Regions from separate parts of the Homo sapiens genome. Here regions 2 and 3 are each linked to region 1. The links are chromatin contacts, found by Hi-C or POLR2A ChIA-PET in ENCODE. All regions are on one chromosome and are shown on one strand. Each heading gives the region's core, a stretch centred on a gene start or an enhancer-like site at or near the end of the contact. The rest is flanking DNA. Distances are from core to core; before and after follow the strand shown.

The links. Hi-C counts contacts between places; a loop is a spot of excess contacts on that map. ChIA-PET counts read pairs that join two places held with the same protein, here RNA polymerase II (POLR2A). Pooled maps may share reads with other maps.
Region 2: a loop to region 1 is called in a map with no recorded cell type, with 2.3 times the contacts of the local background. The contact joins the enhancer-like site here to the promoter of TTC9B in region 1. A Hi-C loop is called at or near these places in 1 of 168 maps with a recorded cell type or tissue (right lobe of liver), 1 of 37 single-sample maps with no recorded cell type and 3 of 50 pooled maps. POLR2A ChIA-PET finds 5 or more read pairs at or near these places in 2 of 52 experiments (BJ and naive thymus-derived CD8-positive, alpha-beta T cell).
Region 3: a loop to region 1 is called in a map of mammary epithelial cell, with 2.2 times the contacts of the local background. The contact joins the promoter of LTBP4 here to the promoter of TTC9B in region 1. A Hi-C loop is called at or near these places in 2 of 168 maps with a recorded cell type or tissue (HCT116 and mammary epithelial cell) and 7 of 50 pooled maps.

What each region holds. Positions count from the first base shown.
Region 1 is chr19:40,216,757-40,221,167 of GRCh38, reverse strand. TTC9B (tetratricopeptide repeat domain 9B) reads left to right here and starts at 2,784. Exons shown (of 3, transcript NM_152479.6): 1 at 2,784-3,213; 2 at 3,799-3,981. The coding sequence starts at 2,787. RefSeq lists enhancers at 548-1,747, 3,326-3,916.
Region 2 is chr19:40,522,164-40,526,599 of GRCh38, reverse strand. SPTBN4 (spectrin beta, non-erythrocytic 4) reads right to left here. Exons shown (of 36, transcript NM_020971.3): 17 at 2,961-3,163. Among named protein-coding and RNA genes, the nearest start is that of SHKBP1, 52 kb to the left of the region's middle. RefSeq lists a silencer at 2,981-3,276. Within about 2 kb of position 3,164, at least 2 of the 41 ENCODE cell types and tissues checked have a DNase peak (open chromatin) inside an H3K27ac peak, as active enhancers do.
Region 3 is chr19:40,598,314-40,602,969 of GRCh38, reverse strand. LTBP4 (latent transforming growth factor beta binding protein 4) reads right to left here and starts at 1,601. Exons shown (of 30, transcript NM_001042545.2): 1 at 1,333-1,601. The coding sequence starts at 1,582. RefSeq lists enhancers at 1-336, 4,299-4,358 and a silencer at 1,518-1,667.

The DNA of each region.
Region 1 (4,411 bases), core at 1,535-4,034:
CGTCTCTACTAAAAATGCAACAAATTAGCTGGGTGTGGTGGCGGGCTTCTATAATCCGAGCTACTCAGGAGGCTGATGCAAGAAAATCGCTTGAACCCGGAAGGTGGATGTTGCCGTGAGCCGAGGTCACGTCATTGCACTCCAGCCCCGGCGACAGTGCAAGACTCCATCTCAAAATAAATAATAAAAAATAAATAAAAGGGAAAGCTCTTTATGACAATGTCTGACACCTAGGAGGTGTTGTAAAAGTGTTAGCATTGCATCCCAGCAGGACTGTGATTTTAGGTACAGTTGTCCTGTGCTACTGTGCCTGGGTACCTAGGCATTTACTTCGTCAGAAAACATGGTTATGAATCAACGGATCTCCTTTTTTTTTTATTTTTTTTTTTGAGACAGGGTCTCACTCTGTCATCATTCAGGTTGGAGTGCAGTGGTGTGATCTCAGCTCACTGCAACTTCCACCTCTTGGGTTCAAGCAATCCTCCCGCCTCAGCCTTCCAAGTGGTGCACGCCACCACCCCTGGCTAATTTTTTGTATTTTTGGTAGAGACAAGGTTTTGCCATGTTGCCCAGGCTGGTCTCGAACTCCTGAATTCAGGTGATCCACTTGCCCCGGCCTTCCAAAGTCCTGGGATTACAGGTGTGAGTCACTGCGCCCAGCCAGATCTCTGTGTTTTTCATTACAAAACAGACACACCGGAGGTAGGGAAAGGTGTGTGCACTGCTCAAGAACTCAAATTCATGAGTTTTACACTCCTAACTGAGCCTGGGTTTGGAGATGCAGAGAGGAAAATGTTTGCACCCCTGAGGTGTTCAAGGCTGGACCCCAGGGATAAGGGAGAAACTCACTCAGCAAAAGCGTTTTACAGCAAAGTACAATAAGAGATAGAGGCAGATGCTCTGGTTGAGATGGAAGGTGCTGAGTTCTGGTTTCTGTCTGTCACATGTGACCTGCCATGGGACCTCCAGCTAGAGGATGTGCTGTGGGGGTGGAGTTGGGGAGAGTGGGGAGGCCTGGGGCTGAGACCCAAGCTAGAGTCTCAGAGGAGGGGGAGGAGTAGTAATGCATAATGCCATTCACTCACACACTCATTCATTCAACAACTATATATGGATGCTGACTCAGAGCCAGGCACTCATGATCACATGACTCAGAGTCTAATGGACGATAAGAAACACCAGTTGTTAATTGCCCATTAATGTATGAAGCCCTGTGCTAAGTGCCTTACCTGCATAAGATAATTCAGTCTCTGCAACCGCTCTGAGGTTAACTTGCCTTCTATCCTCATGTCGCACAGACGAAGCCGAAGGAGGAGGATCGAGGAACTTGGCCCAGGTCCCACAGCTAAGGAGGCGGCAAAGGAGGACTGAAGGGCAGTTGACTCATTCATCCTCGATTTTTTTCTTGAAAGCCTCCTGCATGCTTCCTTTCCTGGGGACTTGTTTGCCCTCTCACTTGTTTTCCCCCATAGACAGCCGAGCTGGATGAGGGCAAGAAGGAGATCTCTCTTGTTTTTAGAGTTATTCCCTCCTCCAGGAAGACTTTATCACCACCTCAGCCCAGGGCAGGTACCTCCCACATCCCAGCCCCGACCCCTCTGCCTGTGCCTCTTCCACCTCGGCCCCGACCCCTCTGCCTGTGCTTCCCAGGCTAGCCTGCTCAGGGCTGTCACTGTCTGGTCACTGGTCTGTCTTCCCACTGAACTGGGGCCCAGTGAGAGTAGGGTCTGAAGCTCACGCAGTGTCTGCTATGTCCCAGCATCATCCAGCACAGAGCTGGGCACAGAAAGGATGTCAGTGAATATTTGTTTCATAAATTAACAGATGAATCCCAAAGGTGGTATTATTTTTAATTCCTTTCCTTTCCTTTTTTCTCTTTCCTCTTTCCCCTTTCCCCTTTCCTTTCCTTTCCTTTCCTTTCCTTTCCTTTCCTTTCCTTTCCTTTCCTTTCCTTTCCTTTCCTTTTTTGAGACGGCATCTCCCTCTGTCACCCAGGCTGGAGTGCAGTGGCACAATCTCGGCTCACTGCAACCTCTGCCTCCCAGGTTCAAGTGATTCTCCTGCCTCAGTCTCCCGAGTAGCTGGGACTACAGGTGCACGCCACCACACCAGGCTAATTTTTGTGTATATATACAAAAATTTTGTATATATTGTATATTAGTAGAGACGGAGTTTTGCCATATTGGCCAGGCTGGTCTCAAACTTCTGACCTCAAGCGATCCATCCACCTCGACCTCCCAAAGTGCTGGGATTACAGGCGTGAGCCACCTCGACTGGCCCTAAAGGTGATATTATTGTGCCATGTTACTGATGAGGATACAGAGTTCCAGGTAGTTTAAGCGAGCTGTCTAAGTCATACCACTAGTGAGAAAGTAAGCAGGGATTTGAATTTGGGAAGCTTGGGTCCAAATCCTGTGTTCTCATTCGATATGCCAAATGGCCAGTGGGCTGAGAGCCAGCTTTCCGTGAGGCTGATGTCTTCCTGCTCTTTCCCCCAGGCTCGTCCTTTCCTTCTAGAAATCTTCGGGAGCTTTGGGCACCGGGGAGGAGAGCAGGCAGGAGGTTGGGGAGGGTAAGGGGAATGGGAACAATTCGGGGGGCGGGCTGGAGAACTAGGACTTGGTTAATTTGAGAGTGAGCATGGGGGAAGTCTCGAGGGGTTTCCCTAGACCCATAGGGGGCAGCCGGAGTCGGCTGCCGGAGGTGAGGGGGCGGAGAAAGGGTGGGGACCAGCCCCGCGGGGGGCGATGCGGTAGCTGCAGCGGCGGCGGCAGGAGTTTCCCACAATGCAGCGCGGCGCGCTGTCCCCGGTGCTGATGCTCAGCGCTGCCCCGGAGCCTCCGCCGCGCCCGCCTCCCGCCCTCTCCCCACCGGGCTCGGGCCCAGGCTCGGGCTCCCGCCATGGCTCGGCTCGTCCCGGTCCTACCCCAGAGCCGTCGGGGAGCCTGGGCGCGGCGCTCGACAGCAGCCTGCGTGCCGCCGTGGCGTTCAAGGCAGAGGGCCAGCGCTGCTATCGAGAGAAGAAGTTCCGGGAGGCCATCGGCAAGTACCACCGAGCGCTGCTGCAGCTGAAGGCGGCGCAGGGGGCCCGCCCTAGCGGCCTGCCCGCCCCCGCCCCCGGGCCCACCAGCAGCCCCGGGCCGGCGCGCCTCAGCGAGGAGCAGCGGCGCCTGGTGGAGAGCACGGAGGTGGAGTGTTACGACTCCCTCACGGGTACGCCGTCGGGGGGTGGGGGGATGGGGCACGAGGGGAGGGGGCAATCGGGAGAGCTTGGCGACTTGGGGGCCAGGGGCCCTGGGGCTGAAGGGTCCAGGGCTGTGGGCTTCTGGGGGAGCCTTCAGAGCTTGATCAAGGAAAGGGATTAGGGGTAGGGGATGACAGGGGTCTGTGGCTGGAGGGAGCTGGGATGCAGGAAATGGTCTTTGGGTCGGGTATTCAGGGCCTCGCTTCCCCTGAGTCATTCTTTCCACCCCCTGGCCGCACGTGGACCCAAGGTGAGGAAGTCTGCCCTGAGCCAGGCTCTCGAGGTCCCGGCCCTCGCCCCCGCGCGGGGCCTTAGTGCTCTTGCCCACCGACAGCTCTGGGTGGATCGCCCAGTGGCGCCTGTCCGTGTTTTGGCGCCCCCTAGCAGCGGCGCAGTTGCGCCTGTTTCGATAGGCGAGCGGATTGGCGCCCCTGGTTGCCGGAGCAATCCCTTAGGCCTGGTTCCCTGCCGCCTGGAGCCTCGGCTCCTCGCAGTCAGGTGGGTTCTGGGGGTGCCAGCAGGCTCTGAGAGTGCCGGCCGCGGGGCCCTCGCAGCTTGCCTGCTGCAGTCGGAGCTGGTAAACTACGAGCGCGTGCGCGAGTACTGTCTCAAGGTACTGGAGAAGCAGCAGGGCAACTTCAAGGCCACCTACCGTGCCGGCATTGCCTTCTACCACCTGGGCGACTACGCACGCGCGCTGCGCTACCTGCAGGAGGCCCGCAGCCGGGAACCCACAGGTGAGTGGCGGGGCGGGGCAGAGGTGAGGGCTGGGCCCAGGGCGGGGAAAGGGGCTGCAGCGGAGGGAACAGGCAGGAAGATCAGGGCAGAATAGCAGAGCCCTCCTCCCGCGGAGCTGCTTCTAGGTAGGGCTGCGCCACCCACCTACTCCCTACACGCCCACTCATCCATTCATCCACCCCGCCCTTCACCCGCCATTCAAACATCCGTCCACCTATCGCTCCTCTGACATCTCCCCGGCCATTTCTCATCTACCGTCATTGCCACATCTGATATCTCCTATTCACCTGCTCAGTCACTTCCCTATCCACCCACTGTCATCTCCATTACCCCGTCCCACCCCTGCCTACCGCACACACTCATTCCTCCACTCACCCATTCACGCACACCTATTCATTCACTTCCTGCACCATCCACTCATCCACTCGG
Region 2 (4,436 bases), core at 1,915-4,414, 310 kb before region 1:
AAAAAAGAAAAGAAAAGAAAGCAACAGGGTTCAAATCTAGGCTGTGGCACTTCCTGGCCATGACTCTGGGCAAGTCAGTTTTCCCCTCTGAGCCTCACATGCAAAACGCAGATAAGAACAGCACCTAGCGGCCGGCGCGGTGGCTCACGCCTGTAATCCCAGCACTTTGGGGAGCCGAGGCAGGTGGATCACTTGAAGTCAGGAGTTTGAGACCAGCCTGGCCAACATGGCAAAACCCTGTCTCTACCAAAAATACAAAAATTAGTTGGACATGGTGGCTCTTTCCTGTGATCCCAGTACTCAGGAGGCTGAAGCAGGAGAATAGCTTGAACCCTGGAGGCAGAGGTTGCAGTGAGGCGAGATCGCGCCACTACACTCCTGCCTGGGTGACAGAGTGAGACTCCATCTCAAAAAAAAAAAAAAAAAAAAAAAGAACAGCACCTCACACACAGGTTCCAGGTGAGGGGCCAGGCAAGCTGAAGCTCTAAGTGACTTGCCCTGAATGTCACGGATTCAGGGGTGAAGCCAGGTCTAAGACCCCCAGGGCCCCAGGGCCCCAGTCCCCAGCTCTGTATGGCTCTGCCCCCTTGGCGGATGTGGAAACTCCTCCCACTCCTCCCACTCCTCCCACAGGGTGGGAAATGTGTCCCTAGACAAATAAATGACTGGGATGGTGGGAAGGTGCAGAGATTAGTCCGTCTCAATCCCTCTGTGACCACACCTCACCCACCACAAGCCTGGGACAAATGCTGCCTCTCCCACAGCGGCTGCACGTCTCCCATCCGGGCCCTGACCTTTCTGCCTGGACTTCCTCCATCCCAGCCCCGAGCATTCTGGGCCATCCTTGTCAGATAACGTTCGAGCTCTGTGAGGCAGGAATCATGTTCTGTCCTGGTCATTTCTGTGAACACACCCCCACTCCGTACAGAGCACGGGCTCAGTACATGTTTAATTGACTGGAGGATGAGTGAATAAACAATAGAGTGAAAGGAGCAATTAATGAATGACTGAAAAGTAATGAATGAATGAATCATGGAATGAACAGTCCCCCGGGCTCCTCCTCCTCGTTTTGCTGAGCCTGGCATGCAGCAGGTGCTCAAGAAATGTGGAACAGGCCATGCTCAGTGGCTCACACCTATAGTCCAGCTACTCAGGAGGCTGAGGCAGGAGAGTTGGTTGAGCCCAGGAGTTCCAGGCTGCAGTGAGCTATGATTGCACCACTGCACTCCAGCCTGGGCAACAGAGTAAGATCCCTGTCTCAAAAAAAAAAAAAAAAAAAGTGGAACAAAGGAAGGATCCAGGCCTGGATGGAAAAGGGGGCACTAAATGATGAGTTTGCATCCTCAAGAACAGAATTCCCATAAAAGTTTCCTTTAGAAGCATGCTGCCTTGCCCCAGATAAATCTAGGGAAAGGATGTCTGAGCCGTAAACAGAAAAGGGGTAGCGGTCCTGGGGCTGGGGGTGGCACAGTGAAGTGACCAGGGATGCTTTCTGTCAGGAGATGGGAAGACAGAAGGAGGGGTACTGGGTCCCCTTCTGGCCTGGATCATGCCGGAGAGAGCCAGAGAGCCTGAGAGGAGAAATTTAGGGTCACCAGGAGGAGCAGAAACAGCTCTAATGACAGACAGAACTGGGTCTGGAAGATGAGAAAGGACTTCCCATGATGGCTGGAGGTGGTGGTGTTGTTTTGTTCAGTGCCTACCTACAATAGTGCCTGGCACACAGTAGATGCTCAATAAATATCTTCGCTTGATTAGTGCAAGGACAGACAAGAGAGTGGTGGCAAGAGACAGATGGCGACAGAAGCAGAGAACAATGAGGTTCAAGAGATGAGAGAGACACAGAGACATGCAGACACTCACTTTGCATGCTTCCTAGAGTGGCTGGGGCCAGGAAGAGGTGCTTATGCAAAATATTTGACAACCAGCCTGGCAGGGGACACTGTCCCATCTGGAAAGCTGGAACACACCTGTGCCTGGCCTCTAGCTGCTGGATCTGGGGAGGTCTGGGGGTTCCCAAGGAGGGTGCAGAAGAGCAGGATGGATAATGAGGCATCTAGGGAAGTAAGTTAACACATTTTTTTTTTGGAGGGGGGACAGAATGTTGCTGTGTCATCCAGGCTGGACTGCAGTGATATGATCACAGTTCATTGCTGCCTCAATCTCCCGGACTCAAACAGTCCTCCCATCTCAGCCTCAAGAGTAGCTGGGACTACAGGCACGCATCACCACGCCCAGCTTTTTTTTTTTTTTTAATTTTAGAGAAGGGGTCTCACTATGTTGCCCAGGCTGGTCTGGAACTCTTCAGCACAAGCAATCCTCCCGTCTCAGCCTACCGAAGTGCTGGGATTACAGGCATGAGTCACTGCACCCAGCCTAACATTTTAACAACAGGACCAGCTATCCCATGCTCAGGGCAGACTTAAGAAAGAAACCTTTCATTGTATATCCTTCTGTATCTTTTGGGTTGACAGCCTCAGGTTACCTTTTCACAATATATCCACTTAAGGCCAGGTGCAGTGGCTCATGCCGCTAATCACAGCACTTTGGGAGGCCAAGGTGGGTGGTCAAGAGTTCAAGACCAGTCTGGCCAACATGGTGAAACCGTGTCTCTACTAAAAATACAAAAATTAGCCAGCGTGGTGGCTCATGCCTGTAGCCCCAGCTACTCGGGAGGCTGAGGCAGGAGAATCACTTGAACCTGGGAGGTGAGGGTTGCAGTGAGCCGAGATCGTGCTACTGCACTCCAGCCTGGGCAACACAGTGAGACCCCGTCTCAAAAAAAAAAATCCACTTAAATCAAATCTAAGACAACATGGAATTAAATAGAAATAGGAAAGAGCCCCAGAGAAGCAGAAATCGTGATGAAAGGAGTGGGACCCTGGCCTCCCACACCACTCCCCTATGCTGGGCCCCATCTTCTGCCCCCTCCCTGGGGTGGATGGGTCTAGGGGACCTACTTCTCCAGCAGCCGGGTCACAGCCTCCTGAGCCTGCTCCCCGTAGATGTTGCCCTGCCTCAGCAGGCCCTCTGCAGCCTGCACGGCCACCTGCATCTTTTGCTGGCTCAGCTCCATGGTGGTGAGAAAGTCACGGTGCTGTTTCAAGGCCTCCTCCACCGATTCCACTGTGCCCGGGAGCTCCGCACCAGACAGCGCCATCTCCTGGGGAGGAGGGAGCGTGGTGCAAAGGTCAGCCTCATTCCATTCCAGGACCTGGGAGAGGCTGCCAGCCTGGCTTGCCACCACTCCCCGCAACCTTGCAAGCATAGAACATTCCAGTTGTGGTCCCACCTCGGGGCTGTTGCCCATGCTGGTGCTTCTGCCTGGGAGTCTGTCCCTCCAGATACCCCCATGGCTGGCTCCTTCACTTTCTTCAGGTCTCTGACCAACCTGCCAAATTTATCAACTCCCACCCCAGCCCTATCCCACTACCCTCCTGTATTATTTCTTTTTGGCAGGGAGGGAGCAGATGGAGTCTCACTCTGTTGCCCAGGCTGGATGCAGTGGTGCAATCCCGGCTCACTGCAACCTCCACCTCCTGGGTTCAAGTGATTCTCCCGCCTCAGCCTCCCAAGTATCTGGGATTACAGGTGCATACCACCATGCCCGGCTAATTTTTTTGTATTTTTGGTAGAGACGGGGTTTCACCATGTTGGCCAGGCTGGTCTCAAACTCCTGACCGCAGGTAATCCACCTGCCTTGGACTCCCGAAGTGCTGGGATTACAGGCGTGAGCCACCACACCCAGCCAACCCTCCTGTATTATTTCTCATAGCATGTACCTGGCAATATTAGCGATGCATTGACTTGTTTACTCTCTCCTCCCCTACATACTAGAATGTCAACCACATGAGGGCAGGATTTTGTATTTTGTTGCCTGAGGTGTGCTCAGCCCCAAAATAGCGCCCAGCACAGAGGAGGCACTCAGTAAATATTTGGTTAATATTAGGCCGGACATGGTGGCTCATGCCTGTAATCCCAGCACTTTGGGAGGCCGAGGTGGGTGGATCACCTGAGGTCAGGAGTTCGAGACCAGCCTGGCCAACATGGTGAACCTCATCTCTACTACAAATACAAATATTAGCCGGGTGTAGTGGCACACACCTGTTATCCCAGCTACTCAGGAGGCTGAGGCAGGAGAATCGCTTGAACCCAGAAGGCGGAGGAGGTGCAGTGAGCCAAGATCACGCCACTGCACTCCAGCCTGGGTGACAGAGCAAGACCCCATCTCAAAAAAAAAAAAAAAAAAAATTGGTTACTATGAAGACTGAAGGCTGGGCACGGTGGCTCATGCCTATAATCCCAGCACTTTGGGAGGCAGAGGCGGGAGGATCACTTGACCCCAGGAGTTCAAGACCAGCCTGGGCAACATGGTGAAATCCCATCTCTACTAAAAATACAAAAAATTAACCAGGCATGGTGGCACGTGCCTGTAG
Region 3 (4,656 bases), core at 352-2,851, 380 kb before region 1:
TAGTGGGGCCTAGGAGAGGCTTAACTAGGAATCAAAATTGCAGAATGGTAAGGGTCTCTGATGGAGGGGGTGGGAAACCAGCCAGGTCTGAGGGTATTTCCCAGGCTCCAGAGGCATTTCTCTGCCTTCTCTTGGCCTGAATGCAGGCCCGCAGGCCAGCTCCCTGGGGGTGCCTACACCCAGGGTGGGCCACTAGATGGCCACAGCCAACGTCATGCCCCACAGCCCTGGCCAAGCGGGGAGTTGAGGACATAGGGGTCCCTTTGAGGTCAGCCCCCACTTCACATGCCACTCCTTGCACCCCCAAGGGCTTGGCACCCGCCTGGGCATGGCGCCTGGCACAGGCACGTTGGGGCTGGGCCGGGAAAGAGTGAAAGAAAGAGGGAGGAAGGGGAGGAGAGAGGGAGTGGCAGCGGGCGGGGGCTCAGGCGGGAGATGAGCTCACGCCGGCCGGGCTGGGCTGGCTGGGGGCCAGGCTGGGCGAGTTCTCCGCTCCAGGGGCCCCCACTCCCCACTCCATAGGGTCTGCGGGGTAGGGGGCAGGAAGGCCCGATCCCAGAGAGTCTGCCCACTTTTGCATCCTGGAACAACAGGTGGTGCGCCCTCCCCCACCTCACCTGAACCCCCAAGGCTCCCCATCTCTAGGAGTGCCTGGTGCATACACCTCCTGTCCCCTCCGCCCCCAGGGGGCGCCCCTTCCGTAAGCCCTCTTATCTGGATTTCTGTCGCACGTGGGACCCCTGCAACTCAGGTCCTGCGGAGACACCCCCACCCCACCCCCGCCGCCACACACACACACACACACACACACACACACACACACAACCCCCGTCTCTGTCCCCTCTCCCTCTTAGTTCTTCGGATTAACTTTCTTCTCTCTAGTACCCCACCTCACAGGCATTCCCATACAGAACCTTCCCACCCAAACACACAGAAACTGAGACGTCCCCCATGCGGTCCTGAGACTCTTGCTTGGTCCCCGGGGACTCCTTACTCAGCGTCTCAGAATTCGAGCCCCCCTCCCAAAAGTTCTCAGGCCCCTCAATTCTGAGATCCCCATTTTGACGCAAAGCATGAAAGCTGGCGCCAATTCCCTCACGTGGGACATCACAGGCCTCTAAGAACCCTCATTGCTTGCAAAATCGGAACCCTCAGGACCCAACCCCAAAAGCCAGGAATTTGGGGCCCCCTTCCTCAAATAGCCCCTGATATTCCCTTGCACTATTGCATATGGAATCTGGGCTCCCTCTCCCTGGAGGACTGTCTCCTCCATCCCCAGGGATCCTCCTCCCCCCCGGAGCCGCTCTCTCGGGACCACCACCCCGCACTCACAGGCGCGGAAGCCGGGTCCCCCCGGGGCCGCCCCGCCGGGAGCGCCGCTGTCCACGCTGGTGGCGTTGCGGGGCGCGCAGGTCGGGGTACAGCGGGAGCCGGTCGGCCCATGGACGCAGCGCAGGCCGCACACGACCGGGGTGAAGCGCACGCGGAGACGCTCTCCGAGCCGGCCCAGTCCAGGCTGCGGCCCTAGCTGCGCCAGCAGCACCAATAGCGACACCCAGAGCAGCCGCACGCCGCCCGCCATGGCTGCAGCGCCGCGCTCCGCCGCGCCGCCGCCCCAGCCCGCCCGAGGGGCCCGGCCGCACCCGCCCGCCCGCCCGCGGGGGAGGTCGCCCGCGCCCCCGCTCAGGCCCCCCCTCCTCACCACTCCCTCCCCGGCGGCCGCGCGGGGGCGCGTGGGGCTGGGCGCTTAGCCAGAGGCTCGCAGGCTGGGCGCTAGACTCGCAGGGGTGAGCGGGGCGCCCCCTCTGTCCCCATCCGCGCACCAACAAGTGGACCGGGCCTGTAGGGGAGCGGCGGGGAAGGGAACAGGTGGGGGCGGGCGGGTTTCCCCCCAGACAGAGCTGAATCCATAAAGAGGAAATCCATTAAGAGTAGTGGGGGCCACATTTGGGGAGACAGCTAAGAGTTGATCCTCTTCTGCCCGGGGCACAGAGAAAGGGGCTTCATCTTGATAGGGGGCTATCATGGTACATCTGGACAGCCAGGTGGGACATCTGAGGGATGGGAGAAGGGTCGCTACACCTGGGCACATAAAGGAATTGGGCGTCTAGATCCTGGGCAGGAGGCTGGAGGTGGGGGGGATACATGTGAAGATGTAGCCACATCTGGCCAGAACGCCACACCTGGCGGGAGAAGTCACAATGGATAAAGGGAGGCTGTGGGCGGGGGTACTAACATCTGGCCCGAGGCTCACATCTGGAAGACTTTAGGGGGAGGGGTCACATCTGGGCTGAAGGCTACAGCAAGAGGAGGGTTTTGAGGGTGTTTGAGATGAGGGGTGTTCTAGACTAGGGGTCAAGAGCTGGAGCGGGAGGAGGGCAGGGGGAAGATTCGGGAAACAGGAGGAGGCCTTTGGCCCCCAGCCGCCCCACAATCTTGAGCATTTGGTGCCCAGGCAGGCGCCAACCCGCACAATCGCTTTTGTTGTCTGGGCTGGTTCGGCGGAGCTTTCTAACGGGCCAGCGCCCTCCCTCTTCGGCCGCGGGGAGCCCGGACGCCTGGCTTCCCGGCCCCACCCCCGCGGGTCAGTGCCTCTGGCCTGTGTCTGGTCCTGTCCCGGGCTCACCTCGCACGGCCGGACGCTGGGGTCCCTAGAGGGGGCCTCGTCCTGGGGGTGGGTGCTGAGCTACAACGGGGGGCGGGTAGGCGGCGGCTGGACCGTGGGAACCAGACGGCTTTATCTGGCCCGGAACCCCCCTCGCCCCAGGCGGAGGAAAGGCGGATGTGCTTACCCGGGGCCTTGCCAGCGGGGGCACGCTGTGGGGGCCTCCTTCTCAGTAGTCCCCGGCCCCCTGGCCCCCGGGGCCGCCGCCGCTTCAGTAGAGCTCTGGCCTCCTGGAGCCTGGGTGGGAGAGGACGGAAAAGCTGCTGTCACCGGGTTAAACTGACCTCCCCACCAAAGGGCCTCCATGCCAGGAAAATGTCTTTCAGTAGCGGCTCTGCCCAACCCTCCCCCCACAACACCTATTTATGGGGACCAGGCCTCTAGTGGGAGAGAAACAAAGACCCTGAGAGAAAGAGAGATGATGGGGGTTGGGGGAGAGAAAGAGAGAAGGGGCAGAGAGACTTAGACATAGAGGCAGGCAGTGAGACACAGGGAGAAAGAGAGAGAGGAAAAGAGACAGGTAACTAGAAAGAAACAGAAAGAGACAGAAATAATGCAGAGATGGGAAGAGCCTGAGATAGGCAGGCAAGGGATGAAATAGAAACGGACAGACAGGCTGATAGCAAAAGAAAGAGCCGGGGAGGGAGGGGGGAGAGAGAGGGAGAGGGGAAGGGAGGAGGAGCGGAAACGGGGGCAAAGCTAGGAGTTCCTGAGGGAGGATTTGGTAGGGGAGGGACTGCCCACTCACGTCAGTGGCTGCCAGTTGAGGGACACCTGTCTCTTCCTCACGCTGGGGCTGGGACTGGGCACTGCAGGCACTGGGTTCAGGCACCGCTGGGGGCCTGCACACTTTTTGGGCTGGCAGCTTCGGACCCTGCAGAAGGCTTCGGAGACAGCCAGGGACTAAGTGGGGAAGGAGGGGACCAAGTACTTCTCTACCAAATGCATCCAGCTCTCCCACTGGGATGAGGGGAGGGATGGGGAGCTCCCTGCCCCTCTCCTCCTATTCCCTTTTGCCCCCTACTCATACTCCATCTTCCAGAACCCACCTCGGATGCAGCGGCTCCTCCTAGACGTCTGGCCCGGGCAGCAGCGACAAACAGCAACGCTATAAATAGTGGAGTGGAAGTCACTCAGGCCCCTAGCACCCCAGAACTCTGCAAAGGAGGGCAATCGGGGAGGGGAAACCAAGACGCATCCTGAGGGGGCTTGAAACAGGTATATGACTAACGAGGTTCTTCTCCCCACGCCTCAGTTTCTCCATCTGTACAATGGGAGGCAAATTGGCTTAGACTTCGGGCTGAAGGGCACAGAAACCGTACTTTTGTCTTATGAAGAGATTTTGGCGTACGATTTTATTGAAAAAATACGTTATTTTAAAGCCTTTTAAAAGTGATTAAAAAACAAAAACAAAAACAAAAGACTCGATTTCTAAGAGCATTTCTAAGCCCGCACTGTCTGGGAATCTAGAACCCCGCCCTCCCGCACATCCCGGTCCGGGACTCAGACGCCATCCTGAGCCTGGCCGACAGGTGGCGCCATTTTCACAGGCCTCGGCAGCTGGGGAGGGAAGGCTCTTCCCTCTGACTGTGGGTCCAGCAGGGTGCTGAGGTGGAGGGGGATAACGGGAGTCACAGTCCAGGACTGAGAATCCCAGAGCCTGAGTTCTAGCCCGTTCTTGCCCTTCCACGATGTGTGTCCAGAAGCCAGCGTTTCTTGGTCTTTGGGCCTCAGTTTCCCGCCTGACCAGGAGAAAGGTGCCGTTCTTGCAGACATCTCCCAGCCCAGAGGGTCTCAGTGGCGGAGCTTCCAGCTCCGGTTCAAGTGCGTCGCAATGAAGGGGCCCCCCAGACAAGTCCATTATCCCCAGGCTAAGGGGGTCTAGAGACGAGGGCGCGCGCCCAGACCCCGAGAGGAGAGCAGTGGGGGGGTGCAGAGAGGGGGGTGTCCAGCGCGTGGGCCCCTCTCAGGTGGGTGGGGCCGAGTGGAGG